Regions from separate parts of the Homo sapiens genome. Here all the other regions are linked to region 4. Evidence: chromatin loops called from intact Hi-C (ENCODE). Cell type or tissue: OCI-LY7. All regions are shown on one strand. Region 1 has its middle 54 kb from the start of PTENP1-AS. Region 2 has its middle 26 kb from the start of UBAP2. Region 3 overlaps UBE2R2-AS1 (UBE2R2 antisense RNA 1). Region 4 overlaps UBAP2 (ubiquitin associated protein 2).

Region 1 (4,000 bases), 300 kb after region 4:
GTTTTTGGTAGAGACGGGGTTTCACCATGTTGGCCAGGCTGGTCTTGAACTCCTGACCTCAGGTGATCCGCCCACCTCGGCCTCCCAAAGTGCTGGGATTACAGGCGTGAGCCACCGCGCCCCTTACATTTATTTATTTATTTAGAGACAGAGTCTAGCTCTGTTGCCCAGGCTGGAGTGCAGTGGCATGATCTCGGCTCACTGTAACCTCTGCCTTCCGGGTTCAAGCCATTCTCCTGCCTCAGCCTCCGGACTAGCTGGGACTACAGGCGAGCGCCACCACGCCCGGCTAAACTTTTGTATGTTTAGTAGACCTGTTAGCTGGAAGCATGGTGAGCACCATTTCTGGACGCTCAGGCTGTGTCGGGCTTCAGTCGTCTCCACCACACAGGTACAGCAGCGCTTTCTGGTAGTCGCCCTTAGTGTCTTGCTGGATGTAATAGTACAGGGACTTGCCGTACTTTCTCTTGAATTCAGACCTAATTTTCAACATGTCCACTTCACTGCGGGAGACCATGATTCTGATCAGGACCTTATCTCGCGTCCCCTTGCCCTTCATGGAGTCGTACAGCTGATCAGCAAAATACAAGGGCTTGTTCTGAATGCGCTGGACCAGGTTCAGGAAAGCATTTTCCAGGTCTCCTTTAACCTCTTTCCTGATGCTTTCCAACATGTCATAAGGGCTGTAACTCTTGTACCTATCAAATACTTTCTGGAGGTGGGGCACGCTCCGCTCGGTCATGATGCTGATCCACTTGGGAACATCAGTTCCTTTCCTCTTCACTCCAGCGTCATAGAGATCCTGGGCATCTTGGTCAATCAGTTCATAATCAATGACAGAGCCATCCTCTGCTCTTCTACCCTTTGCCAGGGCAACCATCAGCTTGCGGAAGTCACCAGATGTGTCCGAAATAATGTCCTTCTCCAGATCAGTCTTGTACATTTCCTTGTAGACTCTGTTAATTTCCTGCAGCTCCTGGTTGGTTCTGGAGCAGATGATCTCAATGAGAGAGTCCTCGTCGGTTCCTAGCCCCTTCATGGAAGCTTTTAGCTCAGAAGCGTCATACTGAGCAGGTGTCTTCAATAGGCCCAAAATCACCGTCTCCAGGTGGCCAGATAAGGCTGACTTCAGTGCTGATGCAAGTTCCTTTTTGGTCCTTCTCTGGTAGGAGAAGACAATATCCTGTCTCTGTGCATTGTCGCGGTTGGTCACAATGTTGACAATGGTGACCTCATCCACACCTTTGGTCTTGATGGCTGTTTCAATGTTCAAAGCATCCCGCTCAGCATCAAAGTTAGTGTAGGCTTTGACAGACCCATATGCACTTGGGGGTGTAGAGTGATCACCCTCCAAGCTGAGCTTGCACAGGATTTCGTGAACAGTAGACATTTTGAAGGAAGCTGGGCCGTGCGCCGAGAGCTGAGAGCGTCCCCAAATGCTGAACACAGGTGAAGCTCTTGAGTCCGCACTTGATGAGCAGCAGATATTTTACAGAAAGATCCACATCACCCTCTAGTGGTCAAAGGGGCGAATTCATCCGATGCCCGCTGAGCTCTGCCTCGGCCTGCCTGGGTGGGGAGTGGCCCGCCCCGCAGCGAGGCAGCAGGGAGGCATCCCAAGTATCAGAGCGGAATTAAGAAAAAAGCAGCACTTGGTGTGGTACCAGGCACGTACTCCACAGCATTATTACTAGCAATTACTTACACAATTACTCAGCCATTAGTCTAATGCCGATGGTGGTTTATCAGTGCATTTTGCCTCCCTCAACCTTTTATAGTCCCCCAAGGCAGGTGTGCTGCCTAAATCTCTATCCTATGTTCTCTGCTTTTTTCATTGTAAACTCTATATCAAGGGATTGGAGGCACTTTCATTCTTCCAGTGATGCTAAATGTCCCAAAGGTGTACTTCTTATCCAGATCCATTTTCTGAGTCCATGACTTGTACATCCAACTGCTCCCTGCATATTCTTGTTTAGATTACTGTCCCAAAGGCACTCCCAATCTCAAAGTAAATCTTGATCTTCTTCCCACTTGGTCCTCCTTATTTGTCTGTCTGTCGCAGTCTCTTAATCACCACCCCCCACCCCCTGCATATTGCTGCTCATGTCTAATCAATTGCCAAGTCCTTTGATTTTCTTCCTTTTAAATGTCTCATTTTCCCCATATTTCTAACACCATCATCATTATCCCAGCTAAACTACTGCTTGCCTGAGCTAACTTTTTTCTCCGCATCAACTCTGTCCACACTGCTGGAGGGTGGCAGCATAAGCCCCCAACCCTCCGCCCAAAATATGCCACTTTGGCATAAGGATTATTTTGAGCTAGAGTCATTAAAGACAATAGCAGGTATAAGAGTACTCTGACCCTTCCCCTTTTCTTCTTGAAAAATGGAATAAGCCTCCCATATAAAAGATGTCTTATCTATACCAGAAAGAAAGAACATTCTTAACATGAAGGGTAGGAGGGGATGATGTTGAGGCCAAGGAATCTATACCAAAAAAGCTTGTTAAACTAACCCTCACCTTCCTAGTCACTTTGCCATTCAACCAGCAACCCTAGCCCAAGCCCCTTTTTCACCTTTCCACAATGTATGACTCTTTGCCCAACTGAGTATATGAGTATTGAATTCTAACTGCATATTCAGGTCTTCCTTTAATTATGGGGCCTTTCATGTGATGTAAAACTTATATTAAATACATGTGTATGCTTTCCTCCTGTTAATCTGTTCCATTCTCAGGCCCAGCCGAAAAACCCTAAGAGGGAAGAGGTAACATTTTGTCTTCCCTGCACAGTCCATTATTTCTTCACTTTGTGACCAGGGTGATTAAATACACAGATACACAGCCACGAATCTGATTACTACAGAAGTCAAATGTTGAAAACCTCAGTGTCTCCTGTTAAGCTTTATGTTGAATTCTGTATAATTTACCTTGACCAGTAAGGTTCTGAGTGGTCTGATGCCTTCCTGCCTTCTTCAAGTTTGCCCTGTACTCACCGACCTCCCCCCAGCTCCTGCCATGCTGCTGACTTCTTTTCTGTCATTAAACACACCAATTTCTTTCCTGATTAAAACATTTTGCATTGGTTCTTTAATCTTTCTTAAATGCCCTCGAATTCATTATCCCTCGTCCCACTTAATTAACTCTAGCTCATCTCGATGTAAGGTATTTAGGAATAATATTTAAAATTTCTTCCCATACCTTTTATTAAAAGGAGGATAACCATTAAATATACAATATCAGGGGCTTCAGACTCTCCAGGGAGTATTTCATCAATAATTACTTTCCAGAAATGCAACATAGTTCATTTTTTTAGGATAAAAGAGTCTTAACTGGTTTCCAAAAATGGCACCAGATAGGGGATTACAGATACAAGACACTCACATATTTATGGGTAGTTGAAATTGACTACTGGTCAGTTAATAGGAGTCACACTGCTTTCCACATTCCAGAATGGAAAAACAGCAGCAGGGGTATGAAGCTGTGAAGTAGTTAATCAAATATTCACCTTTGGACACCTGAGATGGTGCATGTACTGTAGCAAATGGGTTGAGACTCCTGGAACCAGCTCCAGAGATTATTTTTGACATTAAGAATGGAGATATCCAAGGATATAGAAGAATTAGAAAACCCTAGCTCCCTCAAAACTTCTGAAATTGGCCAGGTGCAGTGGCTCACGCCTGTAATCCCAGCACTTTGGGAGGCTGAGGTGGGCAGATCACAAGGTCAGGAGATCGAGACCATCCTGGCTAACACGGTGAAACCCCGTCTCTACTAAAAATACAGAAAATTAGCCGGGCGTGGTTGCGGGCGCCTGTAGTCCCAGCTACTCAGGATGCTGAGGCAGGAGAATGGTGTGAACCTGGGAGGCAGAGCTTGCAGTGAGCTGAGATCGTGCCACTGCACTCCAGCCTGGGCGACACGGCGAGACTCCATCTCAAAAAAAACCTCTGAAATTCTCCCCATGGCTTCTCCGTTACTGGGAAACACAGTGCCTCTGT
Region 2 (4,000 bases), 150 kb before region 4:
GAATAGCTGGGATTATAGGCACCCGCCACCACGCCCGGCTAATTTTGTATTTTTATTAGAGATCAGGTTTAACCATGTTGGTCACGCTGGTCTTGAACTCCTGACCTCAGGTGATCCACCTGCCTTGGCCTCCCAGAGTGCTGGGATTACAGGCGTGAGGCACTGAGCCTAGCCATAAAAAGTTTTTTAAATGTACATATATAGCCCACTTTTGAAAGAATGAAGTAGCTGGGCATGGTGGCTCATCCCTGTAATCCCAACACTTTGGAAGGCCAAGGTGCCAGGATCACTTGAGCTCAGGAGTTCAAGACCAGCCTGGGCAACACAGGGAGATCCCATTTCTAAAATTTAAAAAATTAGCCAGGCATGGCCAGGTGCAGTGGCTCACGCCTATAATCCCAGCACTTTGGGAGGCCAAGGTGGGCAGATCACCTAAGGTCAGGAGTACTAGACCAACCTGGCCAACATAACGAAACCCCGTTTCTACTAAAAATACAAAAATTAGCCGAGTGTGGTGGTGTACACCTGTAGTCCCAGCTACTTAGGAGGCTGAGGCAGGAGAATCGCTTGAACCCAGGAGGCGGAGGTTGCAGTGAGCTGAGATCGCACTACTGCATTCCAGCCTGGGCGACAGAGTGAGACTGTCTAAAAAAAAATAAAAAAACAATAAAAAAAAGATTAGCCAGGCATGGTGGTGCACACCTGTGGGCCCAGCTATTTGGGAGGCTGAGATGGGAGGATCACTTGAGCCTGTGAGGTCAAGGGTGCAAGTGAGCCAAGATTGCACCATTGCACTCCAGCCTGGGTGACAGAGCAAGAATCTGTCTCAAAAAATAAAAATAAATAAAAGCATAAGCTTGTCCTTTTGACATTTTGGGCTGGATGATTTAAAAAAAAGAAAAGGGCTGGGCGCAGTGGCTCACGCCTGTAATCCCAGCACTTTGGGAGGCCGAGGCGGGTGGATCACGAGGTCAGGAAATTGAGACCATCCTAGCTAACACAGTGAAACCCTGTCTCTACTAAAAGTACAAAAAATTAGCCAGGCGTGGTGGTGGGCGCCTGTAGTCCCAACTACTCGGGAGGCTGAGGCAGGAGAATGGCATGAACCCGGGAGGCGGAGCTTGCAGTGAGCCGAGATCGCGCCACTGCACTCCAGCCTGGGTAACAGAGCAAGACTCCGTCTCAAAAAAAATAAAAATAAAAATAATTAAAAAAAGAAAGAATGAGGCTGGGCACGGTGGCTCACGCCTGTAATCCCAGCACTTTGGGAGGCCAAGGCGGGCCGATCACGAGGTCAGGAGATCGAGACCATCCTGGCTAACACAGTGAAACCCTGTCTCTACTAAAAGTACAAAAAATTAGCCAGGCGTGGTGGTGGGCGCCTGTAGTCCCAGCTGCTCGGGAGGCTGAGGCAGGAGAATGGCATGAACCCGGGAGGCAGAGCTTGCAGTGAGCCGAGATCGCGCCACTGCACTCCAGCCTGGGTAACAGAGCAAGACTCCGTCTCAAAAAAATAAAAATAAAAATAATAATAAAAAAAAAAGAATGAGGCTGGGCGCGGTGGCTCACGCCTGTAATCCCAGCACTTTGGGAGGCTGAGGCGGGCAGATCACGAGGTCAGGAGATCGAGACCATCCTGGCTAACACAGTGTAACCCCGTCTCTACTAAAAAATACAAAAATTTAGCCGGGCGTGGTGGCGGGCGCCTGTAGTCCCAGCTACTCGGGAGGCTGAGGCAGGAGAATGGCGTGAACCCGGGAGGCGGAGCTTGCAGTGAGCCGAGATCACGCCACTGCACTCCAGCCTGGGCGACAGAGCGAGACTCCGTCTCAAAAAAAAAAAAAAAAAAAAAAAAAAAAAAAAAAAGAGGTAAAGCTATAGGTACTGACATACAATGATTGTTAAGATATATTGTTAAATGACGAAATAATTACAAACCAGCTTACCAACTTCCCATGTCAAAATCTTTCAAGATGTAGTTCAGGTTCCAACTCTTCTAGAAAGCCTTCCACGGTCACATCTCTCCTTAGGGAGCCCTGCCTTCTAAAGGCTTTCCAAGCACAGGCAGGTACAAGATTGGAGAGCCCCAGAGTCTTATGGGAGATTTGGGGCCAATGAATCCATCATATACCCAGTAGGGGGAGCCAGAGCTTAGCTCCTCGCTTCTGGAGATCCCTCTCCTGCATAAATTCCACATGGAGTGTGGAGAAAACAAAGATATGCACAAAAATGTCTTTTAAAGGGACTGCGGAGAGAGGAAGGTAGCTGTAGTGTGAAAGAGTTTTTTGTTTTTGTTTTGAGACAGGGTCTTGCTGTGTTGCCCAGGCTGGAGTGGAGTGGCCCCATCTTGGCTCACTGCAGCCTCAACCTCCTGGTCACTCAAGCAATCCTCCCACCTCAGCCTCCTGAGTAGCTGGGACTACAGGCATGCACTACCCTGCATGGCTAATTTTTTTTTTTTTTTTTTTAGAGACAGGATTTTCTTTATTGCTCAGGCTGGTCTCAAACTCGAAGGAGTTTTTGGGGTTTTATTTCACTTTATTGAGGTTTTCAGAGTAGCAATCCTTGAATCAAGCTTCCCTCTGCATTTATCTGCAGATTTGATTTACAAAGATGTGAGCATACAGCTTCTCAGAAGTGTGTGTGTTTTGTTTAAAGCCAAATAGATCTTATTGTGGAAGGAATGGAATGTTGCCACTGGATCACTGGATCACCAAATTCAATAAATTGAGGTGGGGTGCGGTGGCTCATACCTAACCTCAGCGCTTTGGGAGATTGAGGTAGGAGGATTGCTTGAGGCCAGGAGCTCAAGACCAGCCTAGTCAACATACCAAGACCTCATCTCTATTAAAAAAAGAATTTAAAAATCACTACAAGTGGCACGTACCTGTAGTCCCAGCTACTTAGGAGGCTGAGATGGGAGGATCGCTTGAGCACAAGAAGTTTGGGGCTGTAGTTAGCTATGATTGCACCACTGCACTTCAGCCTGGATGACAGAGCCAGATCCTATCTGAAATAAATAAATAGAGCATTGGAGGAGTTAGGTAGGAGGCAGCTTAGAGAAAGAGCACTGGATCTGAGGTTGAAGCTCCCAGTTAAATCCTGTTTCTAATCATTAACCAGCTTTTGACTGCAGGCAGGTAACTAAATCTCTTGGCTGACTGTGAACTTCTGCAACATAAAACGTGACGGTGTTTACAGAGCACAGCTGTAAAGCATTCTTAGGGCTCCCTGAGTCATCGGCTGAGCTCTTACAGTCCAGGAGAGATGGCAGAACTCCCTCACTTAAAGTCAGGCCAAATAATTTTGACTCTGAAGCACCAGAAACAGGGGGAGGTAACTTTTACACCAAGCTCCAAGCCCTCAAGCCTCCAGCCAGGCCTTTACCCAATCCTGAACCATTAACCTCTGTACTCCCCCTGGTTGTAGCCTACCCTATATAACCACAGTGAGGCAAGACACCCAGCCATATTGCCTGCATGAGGAATAAGCCATGTGTGGCCTTTCCCCGGGACTCAGGGGACCTGAGCAACCTGGAGGAAGAAACTGAAACCTGGGCTCTCAGATATTGCTGGGAGGCAGCTTCTCAGAGAACACCGGGAGCTCTGCTAGGATCTGAGCTGACACAGTTGGATGGAGGCCCCAAGAAACAGGCATTGGTGCTCTTTGGAGATGTCCTTTCAGGCAGAAGTAGCCACTATGCTGACCAAGAAAGAGGTGACTTGAGTGTTAGCTTTGCCCCACAGGCACGGTCTCAGCTCCTAAAAGTCCAGTTTGGCTCTATCTGTATTTGAAGGAAGGTGTCGACTTGTGTTTTCCTTGAGATCTCTCCCCTCCTCAGGTCTCTTTCTTACCATCAGTAGCCAGCTGTGGCTACAGCTGAGGACAGGAATTTTCTGCAGGGGCTATTCAGCAGGGCATGTCAGGGCCTGCAGGAACTGGTTTAACTTGCTTCTGAGAGTCTTGACTCTGCCTCAGACTCCTTTGGCTTTAGGGTAGG
Region 3 (4,000 bases), 190 kb after region 4:
TTCAAGTATTATTTTCCTCCCCTCTTCTGGATACTCCAGTTATGTATATGTTAGGCTACTTGATATTGTCCCACAACTTATTGATGCTTTGTTTAGTTTTCTTCTGGCTTATATTTTCTCTCAATGTTTAATTTGCATAGTTCCTATTGCTATATCTTCAAATTCACAAATCTTTTCTCCTGTAGCATTTAATCTGCTGTTAATCCTGCCAATGTATTTTTCAGCTTAGTTATTGTATTTTTCATTTCTAGAAGTTTAGTTAGGCATTTCATTTTTCTCCCGACTATACTCATGCTTTCTTGTACTTCTTGAACATATGGAGTGAATTTATAATTCTTGTTTTGATGTCCTTGCCTACAAATTCTAACATCTGAGTCATATATAGGTCTATGTTTATAGAATGATTTTTTTTTTTCTGGTACTGGGTCTTATGTTCCTGCTTATTTGCATACTAGGTAATATTTTATTGAATGCCAGACATTGTACACATTATGTTATTGGGTGCTGGATTTCTAAACATCCCTTTAGGTACTTTACTTTTACACTGAGGGCTAATTTGGCCCCACTGAGGCAATTTGCTTTTGAGAACTGTACCCAATGCCCCACCGTATTAGGAGATCTTCCCAAACCGGCTAGGGAAAACACTATTTCTGGTCCTGTGTGAACTCCTGAAATTGTTCTGCCTACTCTTCTCTGCTGTTCTTTCCCCAGCCTCAGTAGTCTCCTTACACAAGCACATAGCAGTACTCAGCCCAAGTCTTGAGGGACTGCTCTGAAGATCTCTGGAACCCTCACTCTCTGCAGTACTTTTTCTCTGATACTTTGCCTCACAGATTTTTCTCATTTTGCCCTGCTGGAACTCTGAACTTTGTCTCCTTAATCAGTGAGACTGTTGGACTCCTGTTTTGGTTTCTTTTTTCTGTGATCAGCCTGGAAATTCTCCAGGCAGTGAGCTGGGGGTACTTGCAGGCTCATCTCACTTGTCTTTCTCTCAGGGATCACAGTCTTGCACTGCCTGTTGTCCAATGTCTGAAAACTTTCACTTGATATATTTTGTCCAGCTTTTAGTTGTGCAAGGAGGGAAGGTACTTCTAGTCTCTATTATTCCATCATGATTAAAAATAGAATTCTGTTTTGGTAAACAGTTTTCGTCTTGTTTAGGTAGCTTCTGTCTATTCCTATGTTAGTTAAACTTTTTATTAGAATGCTGTTAAATATTAGAGAAACACCTTTATACATTAATTCATAAAATCATGTGGGCTTTCTTCTTTATAAATGTAATGATTTGTGTAGATAGGATTCCTATTGTTGGATAACTTTTGCATTTCTGGAAGGAATCCTCATTGGTCAAGTATTTTACATTATTAAAAACAGTAACAAAATGACTGACATGATGGTAAGTCCCTGGATGACTGGTATGTCACCTTAAGAGCTGCCTGTCTGGATTGGCAACATCCCAAGGGATTCATCACAAAGATTGGCCTGCTGGAACTTAAGCAGCAAAATGAATTTTTTTTCTAATAGAGCTGTTAAAAATTCTGATGGGCTCTTTGACAATTTAAAGGATTCTTTTTTACATTTGGAAGCATCTTTTCATTTTTTAGACTGATTGAAGTTGTCCCACAATGCCCTGATGCTCTTCTCGTTTCTTTTCATTTTTTTTTTTCTCTTTGTATTTCAATTTGGATGGCTTTTATTGCTGTCTTTAAGTTCACAAATCTTTTCTTCTTAGTGTCTAATCTGCTGTTAATCTCATCCAATGTGTTTTCATGTTAGACATTATAGTTTTAATTTCAGAAGTTCAATTTGGGTATTTAAAAAACATCTTCTATAGATCTACCAACACGTTCAGTCTTCTAAATTTTTGATACAATTATATATCAATTACATATATATATACACTATATATCATATAGGATACAATTATAATAACTATTTCCACTAATTCTATAGTCTGTGTCATTTCTGGGTTGTTTTTCATGTTTTTTTCCTTTATATTAAGGGTCATATTTTCCTGTTTTTTTTTTTTTTTTTTTTTTATGCCTGGTAATTTTTTGTTAGATGCAAGACATTGTGATTTTGACCTTGTTGGATGCTGCACCTAAAGGTGGATGGAAGAGGAAGAGTCTTGGGGGCTACCATCCTGGCTGGAGAAGCTGGCACGAGGCTCCCTCTTGTGGATGCAGCAAGGTAAGAAAGTAAAGTGGATGTTCTCTTTTGGAGCAAGCGGCCTCCAGCTCTGCCTGTAGACTGAAACATGCACTTGCATGCTGTGGCTTAGCTGAGGGCTTGTAGCTCAGGACAGAAGCGCTGATGGTGACAAGAGCAGGGGAGTGATACGGGAGAGGTACAGCCCCAGCCCCAGGACACAGCAGATCTCAATATTGGGAAGCAAGGAGTTCAGTATCAGTAAAGTGAGCCATAAGAGAGAAAGGAAAGCAGCTTTGTAGACAGAGGTGGAACCAATTGAAGGGAAGAGGGGAGCTCCTTGCAAAGAACATTGCAGGTAGCGTCTAGAGGCTGTGGGGATCATTCTCAGGCCATCCAAGAACTCTGAGAAGATTTGGGGGAAGCTGGAATTTCACTGTGGTTGCTAGGATGGGCTCAAGCCAGAGGCTATTTTTATTTAAATGCCATTATTTTTGTTTTTATTTTTTGATATTAACCCTGTCAGGTTAGTGAGCCTAGAGAATACCTGTTATAAATGAAATATAATTCTGAAATGTTAATGTGTGGAAGGAACAAGTAAGGCTTGAGAAATATAACCTGGGCATATAATGATGCTAGAGAACTTACAATCTTTGCCTGAAAGTTTTGGATGCACAAAAGTCTGTTATTTTATTTATTTACTTAGTTCTTACTGAGATTGAGACAGTCTTACTGTATAATGCCTAAAGATCTCATGTAAGAGTGATACTAGCTGTTTTTCCCTATTAGTTTCTTTTTCTTTTCTTTCTTTCTTTTTTTTTTTTTTTTTTTGACACAGTCTCACTCTGTCGGCCAGGCTGGAGTGCAGTGGCACGATCTCGGCTCATTGCAACTTCTGCCTCCCGGGTTCATGCCATTCTCCTGCCTCAGCCTCCTGAGTAGCTGGGACTACAGGTGTGTGCCACCACGCCTGGCTAATTTTTGTATTTTTAGTAGAGACAGGGTTTCATCATGTTGGCCAGGCTGGTCTCAAACTCCTGACCTCAGGTAATCCACCCGCCTTGGCCTCCCAAAGTGCTGGGATTACAGACGTGAGCCACCATGCCCAGCCTAGATTCTTTTTTTTAAAAAAATTATTTTATTTCCATAGGTTATTGGGGAGCAGGTGGTGTTTTGTTACATGAGTAAGATCTTTCTTTTTTTCTTTTTTGAGACGGAGTCTTGCTCTGTCGCCCAGGCTGGAGTGCAGTGGCGCGATCTCGGCTCACTGCCAGCTCCGCGTCCCGGGTTCATGCCATTCTCCTGCCTCAGCCTCCTGAGTAGCTGGGACTACAGGGGCCCACCACCACACCCAGCTAATTTTTTGTATTTCTAGTAGAGATGGGTTTCATCATGTTAGCCAGGATGGTCTCGATCTCCTGACCTCGTGATCCACCTGCCTCGGTCTCCCAAAGTGTTGGGATTACAGGCATGAGCCACTGCGCCCAGCCACATGAGTAAGATCTTTAGTGGTGATTTGTGAGATTTTGGTGCACACATCACCCGAGCAGTATACACTGCACCCAAATTGTAGTCTTTTATCCATCACTCCCTTCCCACCCTTTCTCCCTGAGTCCCCAAAGTCCACTGTGTCATTCTTATGTCTCTGTATCCTCATAGCTTAGCTCCCACATATGATTGAGAACATACAATGTTTGCTTTTCCATTCCTGAGTTATTTCACTTAGAATAATGGTCTCCGATCTCATCCAGGTTGCTGTGAATGCCATTAATTCATTCCTGTTTATGGCTGAGTAGTATTCCATCGTATATGTATACTGCAGTTTCTTTATCCACTCATTGATTGATGGGCA
Region 4 (4,000 bases):
AAGCAGCTGAGGACTCTCACTCTTTGTGGTGACCATTTCACTCCATTTGATTTTTCCCTCTATACAGGCAAAGCACCCCCAAACTTACCTCAGGGGGTGCCTCCCCTGCTGCACAACCAGTACCTCGTAGGTCCCGGAGGACTGCTTCCTGCCTACCCGGTGAGTGTATGGCGGAACTCCTGGCCTGCCCAGCTCCCCTGGCCTCGGGGGCTGGCACCTGGCAGGAACCTGGCGTTGGGCCCAGGTTGCCCACCTTGAGCTGCCCTTCCATCCCTGAGCACCCCCGTCTCTGCCCCACTGAGCCCTGGTGGTCTTCTTCCATCTAGACTCCGTGAAGGCAGGATCTGTTCCCGTAACAGCTAATCCAGATCCCATTCCCGGGTGTGTTAGAGCCCCCCAACCTTGTTTTGACTCCTAGATGGACCTGGGCTTCCCAGGGTGTGGTATGTGGTTCCTAAAATACACTTTCTGGTTCTCACACAGATCTATGGCTATGACGAGCTCCAGATGCTGCAGTCACGGCTGCCAGTGGTGAGTGGGGTATGGACTGGTCGGAGCAGAGGGTTCAGAATCTTTTACATGTCCCCCCTCTTATGGTCTTGGCTGCCACACTCTCTGGCCCTTAGGATCCTCTGCCTGAGGAACCTCTCAGCACCACTACTGAGAAAGCTGTTTTCATCTGGCGGTTGTGCCAGGCGTGACCATAGCTTTAGCACAGAGTATCCAGTGCTCATCCCTGGGAAACATGAAGGCCTTTGGGACCTGGGGCCCTGGTAGGCCATGTCCCCTGTTAAATGTTGGTCCTTATCTTCCCTCCTCCATCTTGTTTTCTCTCTCTTTTTTAAAAAGAAAAACCATATGACACAAGACATGGAGGTTGCTTACGTGGCCCTGGAGTTTTATACTGTCTTCCTCTTCCTCAGAGTACCATATAGTGTCTTTGGTCTGAGATGGCCAGTGACTGCTCTTCTGCAATCAGCTGAGTGAGTGGCTTGAGCTGATGGTCTTTAAGGTCTCTTCTGGGTCTGGCCTCCCATCTAGATTTGTGAGAATGCCTGCCCTGGGACGTCCCTGGTGGTTGCAGCCTTACTCTGAGACCAGGGTTGCCTCTTTCTTCTGACCGTTGGTGCCAGAATGCAGTGTGGGCCTTTCCTGGGATAGCCACATGAACAGAACTGTGGGGACAGAGGGGAATAGGCCCGCTCCTTGCCCTGCCCATGGGCAGGACTTCCTCCTGGGAGCCACTGTCTTCTTGCTCTGCCATTTCCCAGGGCACTTGTCAGAGAGTTGCAGGCAGTTTGGACACCACCTCTGCTGGATACAGTCTTTCCTGTTGCTGGAGGAAGAGGCTTTCTCCCTTGTGCAGTGATGCCTTCTTCCCCGTGGGTGTTGCTCCCTTCTCTGCTGCACCACAAAGAGCTGACGGAGCTGCTCTTGTTTCAGAAGAGTAGCCCTTTCCACTGGCTGGCCGTATTTCCAGAAGCAGAGGCCTAGCCTGGGAGCGGAGCGGCTTCTCCCCACTGTGCAAACCAGCAGCCCTTTAATCTGCCGGCCAAAGGCCCAAACTGCAGGAGGTGGTGCTGAGCCCCGGGATTCATTCTGCTTCAGGGGCTCTCCGTGGTCTCCACACTTATTCACAGCACTCTTTTGGCTTTTATCACTTTGTGCCTTAGAGAAAACACCCTCTGGAGCCCACCTTTTGAGATATGTTGCTCTTTCTATCCCTCGGGTTGTTTGTTCACCTCTGCTGCTTGTGAGCCTAGTTCCTGCCTGGAGAATTCTCGTGTTCTGTGAAAGTGCTCCCCCTTCTGGGCTTTCTCTGCTCCCGTCCTCAGTTGTGCAGCTCTGTGTGTTCCCAGCTCTGCCTCTTCCGGGGGTTCTAGGCTGCTATGGGTTTCCGGGAGGTTTCCTGGAGGGTGTGAGTGCCATTCCCAGCCAGGATGGCTCCTTTCTGGGATCGGGCACAGCCCAAGGGCTTTGCCTTTCCTCAGGGGCCAGGTGTGTCCAGGAGTGCGAGGCCCTGGATGGTGAGTGAGGGTCAGGTCAGACCTCCCCTCCTCCACGAAGCTCCACTGTGCTTTGCCGTCTCTGTCTCCACACTTTGTTGTATCTGCCATACTTCCCCCAAGTCCTGGGCCAGGGGTGTCCAATGTTTTGGCTTCCTTGGGCCACATTGAAAGAATAATTGTCTTGGGCCACACATAAAATACACTAACATTAAAGATAGCTGATGAGCTTAAAAAAATTGCAAACAAATTTCATGTTTTAAGAAAGACGAATTTGTGTTGGGCCACATTCAAAGCTGTCATGGGCCGTGGGTTGGACAAGCTTGTCCTAGGCCATGTCAGTGTTTTGAGAGCAGTGTAGGTGGTGACAGGCCAGTTCTGGGCTTCACCTGGGGTCCTGCTTATTCCCGTGCCTACCTGGCACTGCCCCCTGTCCCCCCTTAAACCTTTCAGGCCCCTGCACTTCTGTTGCCTCCTTTTTCAGGTCTGCTCTGTTTAGTCAGCTTTCCTAGCTGCTCTAGTCTCTCACACAGAAAAGCCAGCGAAGTTGGTTCAGCCCGAGGCATTCACACAAGCACCTGCCTGTGGTGTCAAATGGATGTGTGAGGCTTGGTCTCCAGCAGCTCTGCCTGGTGAAGCTGCAGGGTTGGCCGGTCTGTGTGCTTATGTGTTAGGCAGGCCGCCTAGTTGCACACTCTTCCGAGGGGCACCATTTACTTGGCGTTCCCTGGGACTGCTGGCTCTCAGGCATGGAGTCTGTTTCAGGAGTGTGGCGTCACCACTTCCATGTGCTGGTTCTGCTCTCCTGGGAGTCAAGCAGGGCCAGTCGCTGATCAAGCCTCCCTGGTCTCTCCTAGGACTACTATGGAATTCCCTTTGCTGCACCCACAGCGCTTGCCAGCCGAGATGGGAGCCTAGCTAATAATCCATATCCAGGTGAGTTTGCTCAATGGATGAGGAGTAGCCCGGGGCCGGCCTAGCGCGAACTCCAGGAGCTGGGAAGCAGCAACAGCAAGCTGAGAGAGGCCTCTTAGTAGCCTGTGCTGAGCTGGCAGCCAGACCTGTTCCTGTTTGCAGAAGCCAGTGTGGCCTTTCTCTGGTTGGAGGAAGGGCAGTGGCTGGAGTCAGTGCTCTTTCCTAGGTGATGTCACAAAGTTTGGCCGTGGGGACTCTGCATCCCCTGCACCCGCTACCACACCAGCTCAGCCACAGCAGAGCCAATCACAGACCCACCACACAGCCCAGCAGCCCTTCGTGAATCCTGCACTGCCACCTGGCTATAGCTACACTGGTCTTCCCTACTACACAGGCATGCCCAGTGCCTTCCAGTATGGCCCCACCATGTTTGTGAGTATTTCAGAGGGTGTGACTGTGTCTCCTGGCCTTGGGTTGCTGGCAGGTGGAAACCTGGGACCTATCTTCCAGCAGGGAGGGAGGGTTGTGATTCCACTCCGTCTTACCTGGTCTTCAGAAACTGTTCAGGCTGGGGACAAGGTCACTTTTCCCCTGCTGTGTTTAGATCCAGCATGTGTTGCACTAATGAAAACACAGGTCCCCTGTGGTTGTGGGTATGTCACCTGCTGCCTTAGGCTCTGGCAGGGGTACCTGACCAGCCTCAGCTTGCCTCTTCCTACACTAATACCTCATCTGCTTGCCCCCCCAGGTCCCTCCAGCCTCAGCCAAGCAACATGGGGTGAACCTCAGCACTCCCACACCTCCCTTCCAGCAGGCCAGTGGTTATGGCCAGCACGGCTACAGTACAGGTGAGGGGTACTTCCCAGACAGAGACACATGGGGTTAGACAGGCTTGCCTGGCTCACACTTGCCTCTTGTACCCTGCCACGCTAGGTTATGACGACCTGACCCAGGGGACAGCAGCAGGAGACTACTCCAAAGGTGGCTATGCTGGATCATCGCAGGCACCAAACAAGTCTGCAGGTTCTGGGCCTGGCAAAGGTAGTGTTTACCTCTCCTTTCCAGGATAAGGCCTGGAG

Evidence for each region. Peaks named below come from ENCODE experiments on the same cell type or tissue, not always from the same donor. Only the 100,000 strongest peaks of a DNase experiment are listed, where the experiment ranks them.
Region 1: a loop joins it to region 4, with 3 times the contacts of the local background. A loop is called at or near these places in 2 of 110 quality-filtered maps.
Region 2: it touches region 4 in a loop (2.2-fold over the local background); 48 of 110 quality-filtered maps call a loop at or near these places.
Region 3: a loop joins it to region 4, with 5 times the contacts of the local background. A loop is called at or near these places in 4 of 110 quality-filtered maps.

The regions. Positions count from the first base shown.
Region 1 is chr9:33,621,664-33,625,663 of GRCh38, reverse strand. It overlaps the pseudogene ANXA2P2. Among named protein-coding and RNA genes, the nearest start is that of PTENP1-AS, 54 kb to the left of the region's middle. RefSeq lists an enhancer at 1,098-1,597. In OCI-LY7, CTCF peaks have their summits at 1,329 and 1,530 (motif pointing left); a DNase peak (open chromatin) is centred at 1,483.
Region 2 is chr9:34,072,525-34,076,524 of GRCh38, reverse strand. No RefSeq gene overlaps it. Among named protein-coding and RNA genes, the nearest start is that of UBAP2, 26 kb to the right of the region's middle. In OCI-LY7, a CTCF peak has its summit at 2,156 (motif pointing right); a DNase peak (open chromatin) is centred at 2,114.
Region 3 is chr9:33,736,478-33,740,477 of GRCh38, reverse strand. UBE2R2-AS1 (UBE2R2 antisense RNA 1) reads left to right here. Exons shown (of 5, transcript NR_170204.1): 4 at 2,062-2,190. Among named protein-coding and RNA genes, the nearest start is that of PRSS3, 57 kb to the left of the region's middle. In OCI-LY7, CTCF peaks have their summits at 1,980 and 2,179 (motif pointing left); a DNase peak (open chromatin) is centred at 2,187.
Region 4 is chr9:33,923,148-33,927,147 of GRCh38, reverse strand. It overlaps UBAP2 (ubiquitin associated protein 2), which reads left to right. Exons shown (of 29, transcript NM_001370062.2): 21 at 68-159; 22 at 484-531; 23 at 2,864-2,942; 24 at 3,148-3,353; 25 at 3,670-3,769; 26 at 3,855-3,962. Among named protein-coding and RNA genes, the nearest start is that of SNORD121B, 9.2 kb to the left of the region's middle. RefSeq lists an enhancer at 1,793-2,032. In OCI-LY7, CTCF peaks have their summits at 1,594 and 1,798 (motif pointing left); a DNase peak (open chromatin) is centred at 1,797; H3K27ac peaks cover 636 bases.